Regions from separate parts of the Mus musculus genome. Here region 2 is linked to region 1. The links are chromatin loops, found by intact Hi-C in ENCODE. Cell type or tissue: gastrocnemius. All regions are shown on one strand.

The links. Hi-C counts contacts between places; a loop is a spot of excess contacts. Peaks named below come from ENCODE experiments on the same cell type or tissue, not always from the same donor. Only the 100,000 strongest peaks of a DNase experiment are listed, where the experiment ranks them.
Region 2: a loop joins it to region 1, with 3 times the contacts of the local background. A loop is called at or near these places in 5 of 42 quality-filtered maps.

The regions. Positions count from the first base shown.
Region 1 is chr16:33,039,920-33,044,919 of GRCm38, reverse strand. Iqcg (IQ motif containing G) reads left to right here. Exons shown (of 11, transcript NM_178378.3): 5 at 4,028-4,156. Among named protein-coding and RNA genes, the nearest start is that of Iqcg, 14 kb to the left of the region's middle. In gastrocnemius, CTCF peaks have their summits at 404 (motif pointing right) and 2,868 (motif pointing right); no DNase peak of the experiment used is centred here.
Region 2 is chr16:32,802,571-32,807,570 of GRCm38, reverse strand. It overlaps Smbd1 (somatomedin B domain containing 1), which reads left to right. Exons shown (of 4, transcript NM_001256309.1): 2 at 716-910; 3 at 1,277-1,371; 4 at 2,527-2,683. The coding sequence ends at 2,601. Among named protein-coding and RNA genes, the nearest start is that of Smbd1, 5.4 kb to the left of the region's middle. In gastrocnemius, no CTCF peak of the experiment used is centred here; DNase peaks (open chromatin) are centred at 2,292, 3,905 and 4,100; H3K27ac peaks cover 1,846 bases.

The DNA.
Region 1 (5,000 bases):
TTTCCTCTTGTCTGTCCTGGAACTTACCCTCTAGACCAGGAACTCACAGAGATCCACCTTCTAAGTGCTGGAATTAAAGGTGTGTGTCACTATGCCCACCTAGCTCCTGGTTTTCTTAATTAGAAAGGAAGGAAGGAAGGAAGGAAGGAAGGAAGGAAGGAAGGAAAAGAGCCTAATAATTAAAAAGATTTCTCCTGGTTTTCTTAATTAGAAAGGAGGGAGGGAAGGAAGGAAGGAAGGAAGGAAGGAAGGAAGGAAGGAAGGAAGGAAGGAAAAGAGCCTAATAATTAAAAAGATTTTAAATTATGGTGTAATTATTTTTGTTTTTTTGTTTTTTTTTTTTTAAGATTTATTTATTTATTTTACATATGTGAATACATTGTTGCTCTTCTCAGACCCACCAGAAGATGGCATCGGATCCCATTACAGATGGTTGTGAGCCACCATGTGGTTGCTGGGATTTGAACTCAGGACCTCTGGAAGAGCAGTCAGTGCTCTTAACCACTGAGCCATCTCTCCAGCCCCTATGGTGTACTTCTTTTTTTTTTTTTTTTTTTTTTTTTTTTTTTTTTAAAGATTTATTTATTATTATATGTAAGTACACTGTAGCTGTCTTCAGACACACCAGAAGAGGGAGTCAGATCTTGTTACAGATGGTTGTGAGCCACCATGTGGTTGCTGGGATTTGAACTCTGGACCTTCGGAAGAGCAGTCGGGTGCTCTTACCCACTGAGCCATCTCACCAGCCCCTTTTTTTTTTTTTTTTTTTTTTTTTTTTTTTTTTTTTTTTTTATGTGGTGTACTTCTTAAATGCAGAAGTATATAATGAAATGAAAATTTTGTATGGAACTGACAAATGATTATGTATTTTCTTTCTTCTTTCTTTTTTTCTAAAATAAAGTCTCATGTAGCCCAGGCTGTCCTTAGCCTTAGCACATAGCTAAGGGACCTTGAACTATATATCCTCTTGTTTATACCTTACAAGTGCTAGAATTATAGGTATGTGACCATACCTCAGCATGCTTGTTTTTGGGGGGTTTTAAAAATGATTTTATTAGTATATACTAATCTTACATAAAGGATATCATTATGGTGTTTTAATAGATGTATGTAGAATATATTTGATCACATGAATCACATTTATTACCATATCCCGACTCCTCCCATACCTCCTTTTTCCAGCTGTATAACCCACTGGGCAAGAATAAGACCATGATCACAATTTTTAAACCAAATTTGAAGCAAGTTTTATTAACTATTGGCCAGGATGATAGACACTGGCCAGGTCCACAGCCAGGACTTCAAGAATGGCACCAAATTATGTTAGTCAGGTGCTTCTAAAGGCAATACCCACAAGGCTATGCACTTCCTGCCTTTGTCCAACCAGGGACAAGCATTCATCCTGGTGTGCTTCCTGCCTGCGTACTTCCCCTCACATCCCCCCTTCCTGTGACCAGGCACATCCTGTGCAGTTGGGGCAACCAACCTTGTCTACAGAAGTGAGATTACAGTGTGTGGCTTGTATCTTACATGAACAATGCCTCCAGCATCTCAGGAAGTCATCTACCCTTGGGCAGTCGGGGCTTACAGGTCAGAGGCAGTTTTGTATTGTAGATCTCTTAAGCACAGTAATTTAAGCTTAAAACATAGCTTTAGTCTTTACATACCAGCTTCCAGTGCTGCTCTCTCTCTCTCTCTCTCTCTCTCTCTCTCTCTCTCTCTGTGCATGTGTGTGTGTGTGTGTGTGTGTGTGTGTGTGTGCCTGTGTGTGTGTGTGCATGTAGAGGCCTGAGATTGATGTTGAGGGTCTGTTGCAGGATATTGACTACATTGTTTTAAGACCTAAGTAGCCACTGCCTTTCTGACATTACTGTAGCCATTTTTTTTTATGCCTGTAGCTAGCCATCTTACATTGTTATAGAGGACCTTTCTAATGACCAAATTAACCATTAACTGCATATCCTGTTAAATGCTATACTTGGGTGTTCTTGGAAATTCCTCAGACCCTTGCCCTCCTTTAGAGCCAAACACAATAAAGGTCAGTTAGAAGTGCTTTGTATAGTTAGCTACAATACGCTTGGACCAGAACCAACCACAGCAACCCCCTCCCCCCAGCACCTTCCTGCCCCTGTGGATGAGCTTTTATGGTTGTTATGAACCTTTGTGGGGTTTGCCTTTATAAGATGCCCATGGGAAATAGACAGGGACTCAGTCTCAGCTCCTGAATCTGACCTGTGCCCCTGATCACAAGAGGTCCTAAGAGGTGTGTGTTCAATAAACTGTCCCTGCTTGACTGAGATGGGTGACTGAGTGGTTTGTGGGGGTGATTCCTGGACCACTACAACTGTGAACCCCAAGATTGTGAACTAGAAAATAACCCAAGAGCTTTCTGTAAACAAGAGCTAAATAAAGTCAATGATAGGTCAAGAGGTAGAGCAAGCAGCCAGTTGACAGGGAGTGAATATATGGAAACCCAGGAAAGAGGAAGGAGGGTCTTTACGACAACGTGAAGAAGAGAGGGCTTTTTCCTTCTGGGAAGTCAGTGGAGTATGAAGGTCAGCTCAGTGCTTTCTCTGCCTCCCTGAGCTAGCAGGCTTTTACCACGATGTCTGGCTACTGAGTCTTCATTGGTAAATCAAATGACTGGGTTTTTTTTTTTTTTTTTGAGACAGGGTTTCTCTGTGTAGCGCTGGCTGTCCTGGAACTCTATAGCTGGCCTCGAACTCAGAAATCCGCCTGCCTCTGCCTCCCAAGTGCTGGGATTAAAGGCGTGTGCCACCACTGCCAGGTCTGGGATTTTATTTTATTTATTTATTTATTTATTTATTTTTTAAGACTTATTTACTTATTATATGTAAGTACACTGTAGCTGTCTTCAGACACTCCAGAAGAGGGCGCCAGATCTCATTACTGATGGTTGTGAGCCACCATGTGGTTGTTGGATTTGAACTCAGGACCTTCAGAAGAGCAGTCAGTGCTTTTAACCGCTGAGCCATCTCTCCAGCCCCTGGGATTTTTATTTTTAAAACAAAGATTGTGTTCACTCACTCGTCTACTTTATTGAGACAATCTTTCAGTCAAACTAGAAGTTGTGGTTAGCTAGCCAGCTTGCTCCAGAGGGACCCCTCCCTGTACAGCCTTCCTTCCAAGAGTTAGAATACAAGTAGGTCACCACACGCACAACGCATTACATAGGCCCTGGGATCTGAACTCTAGTCTTGCCATTTGTACAGTAAGCCATTGAGCCACCTCCCAAGCCCCTGATTCTTTTTTGAAACAAGGTATCTGTAGCATAGGCTGGCCCCGAAACTGCTATGTAGTCCAGGGTGTCCTTGAACTGTGCTGGTCCCGCAGACTTCCCAACTGCTAGGATTACAGGTTTGGGCCGACATGCCCAGCCCCTTCTAGTGTTTACCTGGTGTGGCTTCTGCAGCTCTTCGTTTGTTTGTTTAGTATAGAATAGAGTTTATTTAGGGCATGGGGAAGGGAGTTAAGAGGGTAGCAGAGGCAGAGAAAGGCAGAGAGGAGAGAGTAGATAAGTAGAGGTCGGCCATGAGCACATGGAGAGAGGGGGGAAGGGAATGGGAGCAAGAGGGCAGGATATAAGAGAGAGGCAAGAGGGTAAGAGATGTTTGTTTGTTTGTTTGTTTGGTTGGTTGGTTTTTGGTTTTTTGAGACAGGGTTTCTCTGTATAGCCCTGGCTGTCCTGGAACTCACTTTGTAGACCAGGCTGGCCTCTAACTCAGAAATCTGCCTGCCTCTGCCTCCTGAGTGCTGGGATTAAAGGTGTGTGCCACCACGCCTGGCTGTTTGTTTTGAGACAGAGTTTCTCTGTGTAGTTTGAATGTTCTAGCACTCACTCTGTAGACCAGGCTGGCCTAGAACTCACAGAGATCCAACTGCCTCTGACTCACCAGTGCTAGGACTAAAGGTGTGCACCACCACCACCCAGCTGGGCTTCTGCAGCTCTTTAAGGAGGTAGGGCAGGATGTCTTACCAGTCTATCTTTTTTTGTTCCCCATGGCAGGCAATATTTCAGTGATGTAATTGCAAATGCCATGATGGAGATGCAAGATTCTGGCTCTTTCACCAGTCTCCTGAAAGCCTTGGGCAAAGAAAGAGACAGCAAAATGAATTTCCATGATGTCATCACAAGGTGAGGGTGGTGATGGACTTGTGTGCTTTGTGATTCTCTTTTTGGATGCTCTCACTGTGTGATGTAGGCAGCTCTCAGAGCTTCTCCTGCCTCACAGTAGCTGATACTTCAGGTCTGCTTTGCAATATTTCTTTTTTCACATGTACACGTGTGTGGTACACAAGTATGTGTATGCATGCTTACATGTGAGGGGACACACATACATGTATAGGTGCATGTATATATGTATGTAGGCCTGAGGTTGACACTGGGAGTCTTTCTTGAGTGTTTCCCAACTTAACTCTGTGAGATAGAATCTCTCAGTTGAACCCAGAGCTCACCTATGCAGCTTGCCCTGGGGACAGCCTATCTCTGCCTTCGAGTGCTGGGATGACAGGTGTGGTACTTATGTAAGTTCTGTCCATCTGAACTCTGGTCCTCACGTTTAGGTGGCAAATACTTTAACCACCGAACAAGCTCCCCAGCTCTTCAAATTTGTGTGTGTGCATTTGTGTGTAAGCGTAGGCATATGTGTGCCACGGTATTCACTGTGGAGGTCTGAGGACAATGGCAGGGGTCGACTCTTGCCTTCTATCTTGATTGAAGGAAACAGGGTCTCTTTGTTTTTTTGTTTCTGTGATGCCTCTGAGGACTCCCTTGTATCTGGCTCTCATCTCACTGTACAATGGGCTACAGGGGGATGCTACTGCACCTGCCTTTATGCTCCGTGTCTCCAAACTCAGGACCACACTTCCTAGTCAGCACTTAACTCACTGAGCAATTTCTCCAGGCCTTGCTTTTTATTTTATGGTGGCATAAAACTTACCAGAAGTCCTAAATTTCCCAAGCACCAAATGTTTACATT
Region 2 (5,000 bases), 240 kb after region 1:
AGATTCGCTCTTCCTTTTGTGCCCGTTCCCCTCAAAGCACCACAGTTAAGTCTTACTTACAGTCAGGCCTGGGAGCTGGCTCAGATGCCTTTCCGTCAGTGGTTTGAGGTAGGTGTTTGGTTTCAGACAAGGGATAGAGGAACAACCAAGGCACACCTGGCCTCCAGGTTCTCCCAGCATCCTTCAGTCTACCTGGCATACCCTGCCCCCATCCTTGAACTTTCCAGCAAAGGGACTGGGCTGCTCTTCCCCCAGAGGCTCTTCCCTATATAATTCAGTCATTTTGCACTTTCCCTCCCCCCTCTCCCTCCCTCCCTCCCTCCCCTCTCTTTCTCCCTTCTCCCCCTCCCCCTCTCTTCCTCTCTCTCTCTCTCTCTCTCTCTCTCTCTCTCTCTCTCTCGCCTCTCTTCCCTTTCTTCCTTTTCCTCTTCTCTTCTAATATGCCCTTTCTCCCTTTCTCTCTCCCCACCCTCTTCCCCATGGAGATTCTCCTGACCTCAATCCTTTGGGTCAGCAAACTTGCCCAAGAGCAGCTTCCCAATAAACCTGCCTTTAATATAACCTAATCTGGCTTGAATTGGCTCATTTCACTGGCAGTGAAGAAATAACCTCTCAGTAGGAATCCAAAGACACTCTTTGGCATATGCATGCACGTTCATTTGTGCCTGCACCGTTTGTAAAACCTCTGTCTTTTTAAATGTCTCCTCTCCTCCAGGCAGTTGTTCCCAGCCCCAGCCTCTCTGCTGCCCCGGAGAGGATTATGGCTGCAAGAGAGGAAACTGCTATTGTGATAAATTCTGCCGTGTGCTATCAGACTGCTGCCCAGACCACGAGACCCTCTGCAACTCCAGTGACCTGCATGCAGGCTCTCTTCCACCCGTGGCTCAGCTGGATGCTGTAACCCACAGAGGCAAGCCTGGACTTTAGATGGTGGCCGCTATGGAGTGGGTGGCACCACATCCTGATGGTCCTGCAGTTCTTATAGTCTATGCATTTCACGCTCAAAACTTCTTCACGTTCCTCTCGACTCCCTTCACCTGCTGCTCTCCCCCAAGCCTCTCTTTAGGTCCCACAGGGAGAGGCTGAGCTATCAGTGGTGAAAACCAGGCTAGGAAAGGTGGTGGGCCCAACCTTTTCTTGCTCTATGTATGCCGCTTGGCCTTGCTTGGAGATGTCAGAGCAGAAGAGTCCTCAGAGAGGTGTTGGGGATGTTGACCAGAAGTGGGCTGGGGGAGAGGAGCACGGATGAAGACAAGGCCTTCACCCTGTGTTCCAGCCTTTCACACTCCCAAGATGGTGCTACAGATGGTGCTGAGGACCGAGAGGCCACTCGACTCAGCCAGGAACAATCAAGATTTGGTACAAAACATGGTGAGTGCCCTGAGCGGGGGTGGGGGGGTGGGGGGTGGGTGTGTGTGTGTGGGGGGAATTCCTGCCTCTCTTCTAGGACTCAAGGGAGGGGGGGATTTATAAAAAAAGGAGAACCAGGGATATGTTTTTGTAGAGCGAAGTATGGTGAGATGGGAGGGGGTGCCTCAGTAGGCCCATGTTGAGGCATCCCTTCCCCCGAAGTACTAACCATATGACATAGTATGGAATAGAGTTTATTTAGGGCGTGGGCAGGGGAGTTGGGGAGAGAGTAGACAGAGATGAGGGTGTGGGTAGAGGAAGGGACTGAGGGAGGGACTGAGGGAGGGATGGAGGGAGGGAGGGAGGGAGGGAGGAAGGGAGGGAGGGAGAGAGGGGAGGAGGAGGGGAGAGGAGGGGAGAGGAGAGGAGAGGAGAGGAGAGGAGAGGAGAGGAGAGGAGAGGAGAGGAGAGGAGAGGAGAGGCCAGCTAGGAACACAGAGGGGGAGAGAGGGAGAAGGGAAGGGGAGAGAAGGGACAGACAGTAAGAGGCTAAGAGAGTGAGAAGGGGGCAAATGACCCTATTTTATAGTGAGTCTAACATACCTGGATGTTGCCAGGTGACTGTGGGGTAAAGCTTAGAAGGAATGCTAAGGAGTGGGGTAGGGAAGGAAGGGAGAGAGGAAGGGAGGAGAGGGGGAAGAGGGAAGGGCTCCTTTGAGCTGGGGCAGAGCTTTCTATTTGAATTGCATCTCATTTTCACGTATCATAAACTTTTCTTTTTTTCCTCCACCACCATTTATAAATACACAAAATATTCTAAACTTGTGAGTCGTACAGAAAGTGGCATCGTGCCAAACTCGGTAGCTTGTGTTCTAAATCCTCCTCTGTCCAACTCTTTCCTTCTGTGCCCTGGCCCTAAAGTACTCAACCCAGCATAGAGAGATACCCTTCACTGCTATTACACAAGAGGAAGGAGTGTGAGGGCCCCCCCGACTCCGAGCACTTGCTCCCTGGGAACTGGACTTGACTCCTCTAGCTGCTGAGCCCGCCTGCTTGGGTGGCAGGGACAACTCATTGAAAGCAAGCATGGAGACCATTGCTCTTGCTGGCCCAAGAGATGCTTAGAGTATGAGACCACAGATGTCAGCAACTTGGATGAGGTTTGTTGCTTGTCAGGTTCTGCAGCTCCTCCACAGCCTCTCCAGAAGGCCACTCTCGGTGACTATGAAGGGAATCAGGAAGAGAGCCTGAGTCTTTCTCCAGCCCTGGCCAGCAGGACCCATGGAACAGAGGTCACCTTTGGTTTGTTGGGGCCAACATGGCTGGCCCAGCCCAGGGGTATCTGTCTCTCAGCTGCCATCCTATTAGCCCCCACATTGGCTTGGCCTGGGGAAAACTGAAACCTGGGATTGTTGTAAACACATTTAAAAGTGCACAGAATTAGCCATAAAAATTACAAAAATACACTTGGCTCGTAATATTGCTCATTGTGTTGTGACGATTACATGTATATACAATTATGATATATTTATTATAATATAACAATGACTTGAACATAGAAAATTAGGGAGATGGGGGCGTAGCTTAGTTGATGGCGTGTTTGCCAAGCATGTCAAACCCTGTAGTCAATGCTAAGCACCCCAGAAATCAGGTATGGTGGCACCTGCTCATTATCCTAGTACTAGGGAGATGGAGGAGGTGGAAGCAGGTAGATCAGACCTTCAAGGTCATCTTGGCTGTATAGTTAGTTCAAGGCCAGCCTGTGCAATATGAGACCCTGGAATTTTCTGTTGTTGTATAAGACCCTGGCGAGCCTTAACTTACAGGAGACACCCGAGTGAACAACTCGGAGACAGGAATAGATGCAAAAGCAAGAGGAATTTTATTGATCCAGCATGCTGGGGTCGCCCTGAACATGGAGAGAGAGAATGACCCCTCACAGCCCATCCAGCGAGCCTTTATATATACAGTTCTCAAAGCAGTGATTGGCAGAACAGTGTGACTTTTAAACTGATTGATCTATAAGGAATGAGGTAGGTGGCTAATGGTCAAGGAAAATGTCTGCGAGCTCTGTGGTCGTGGTGGTTGGTCCCTCCTCCCTGTGGTCTGAGGAATGTAACTAGCCCCTCCCTTCCGGAGAGGAGGGGTGCCTGTGTTCTTTATGACCTTTCACTTCCAGGAGGGGAGGGGTCTGGTGGAATTTTTCTGTAACCGAGCTGACCTCTTCATTTTGTTTTCTTTTGTTTTAAAAAAAGCAGAAAGTAAGAACCCCAAGCAATAACCTTTAATTAAGTAATTCACCTTCTCCCCCCCCCCCCCCCGCCCTGTTCTGCATTGGACGTCCTGGATCTTAGCCACCAGGTCATCTTTTACTCCCCTCTGCCAATGACTTTCTTCTAATGCTATGGCCACATGGTCCCACCCTTCTTACGATAGTTCGGTGACTACAGTCTTGGGTCAGTGGCTCTTTCCTGTTTGCTGGTCTCTGACTGGCTTCTGGCCAGATTGCATCACGGAAGCTCTGGTGGGCAGCCAGCTCCCTGTTGAGAGGCCATCAATGGCTTCCCATTCTCGACAGACTAGATGTGAAAGTACTGGGTCTGGCCTGCCACCACCAAGCTCTGCAGACCTCCAGCTTTATCCCTGCTAATCCCCCTCACCCACTCTTGGGTGCAGCTGAACAGGATCCCCCATTCTCCTCACCCAAGCCTTGGTCTGGGCCTTTGCTAATCTGAACCCTTGTTTCTGGGCAACTGATTGCAGCAAGGATCCCTGTTGGCCCAGAGCCCAGCTCTTGGCTAATGGTTTTGTGTTGGCTTAATTTCTCTAAGGAATTTATTTAGGAACATAACTCCAATGGGATTAGAGTAAGGCAAATAAAACAGGGATGGAGGGAGGGCCAGCACAAAGACCTACCCTCCAGTCGGCTCTAGCTGTGGCTGGCTAGTTGCTTCGCCTGTGGGATCTTCTAAGAGACCTTGGGGAATGTGTCTGAAAGGCATCTATCTGGTAACAGATCAGTGTGCCTGTCTCCTTTCCCATGGACTACAAGTTGGCCTACAGAGTCTTGGAAATATATATTAAAAACATATGTAATAGAGTGATTAACAACTTTAAGAAGACGGGGCGAGGGGTGGGGGTGGGGGACTGGAATTAATCCAAACCCAAACATCCATCAATAAGAAAATGGCCACAGAAGTTGTGGTTGATAATTCCAAAGGAAAACCACCCGCCATCTAAGGATAAAGCATTATTATTATACGTAAGAGCTCTGGTGAACCTCACAGACAGAATGTTACATGTAAGAAGCCAAATACTGAAAAGCGCACGCACAATCCTATTCACATAGTCCTGAATGTGTCCATGGTGGCAGAGTGAGGGGACACACGGGGCCTGTTTATTATCATTCTCTGTGAACTTGGTGACGGAACCTAAGGCCTCTCACACAGGCAAACTCTCTACCACTGAGTTGTAACCTCCAATTCTGTTGTCAACTTTTTCTTCAAGACAGGGTCTCTCAGGCAGGCATTTAAGTAGCCCAGAACAATCTTGAATTTGTAATCCTCATATGTCAGCTTCCAAGACGTTTCCGGCACACTGTCTGTGCTCACACAACATGCAGAACTTGTGGAATCCTCTCAGAACCCTGT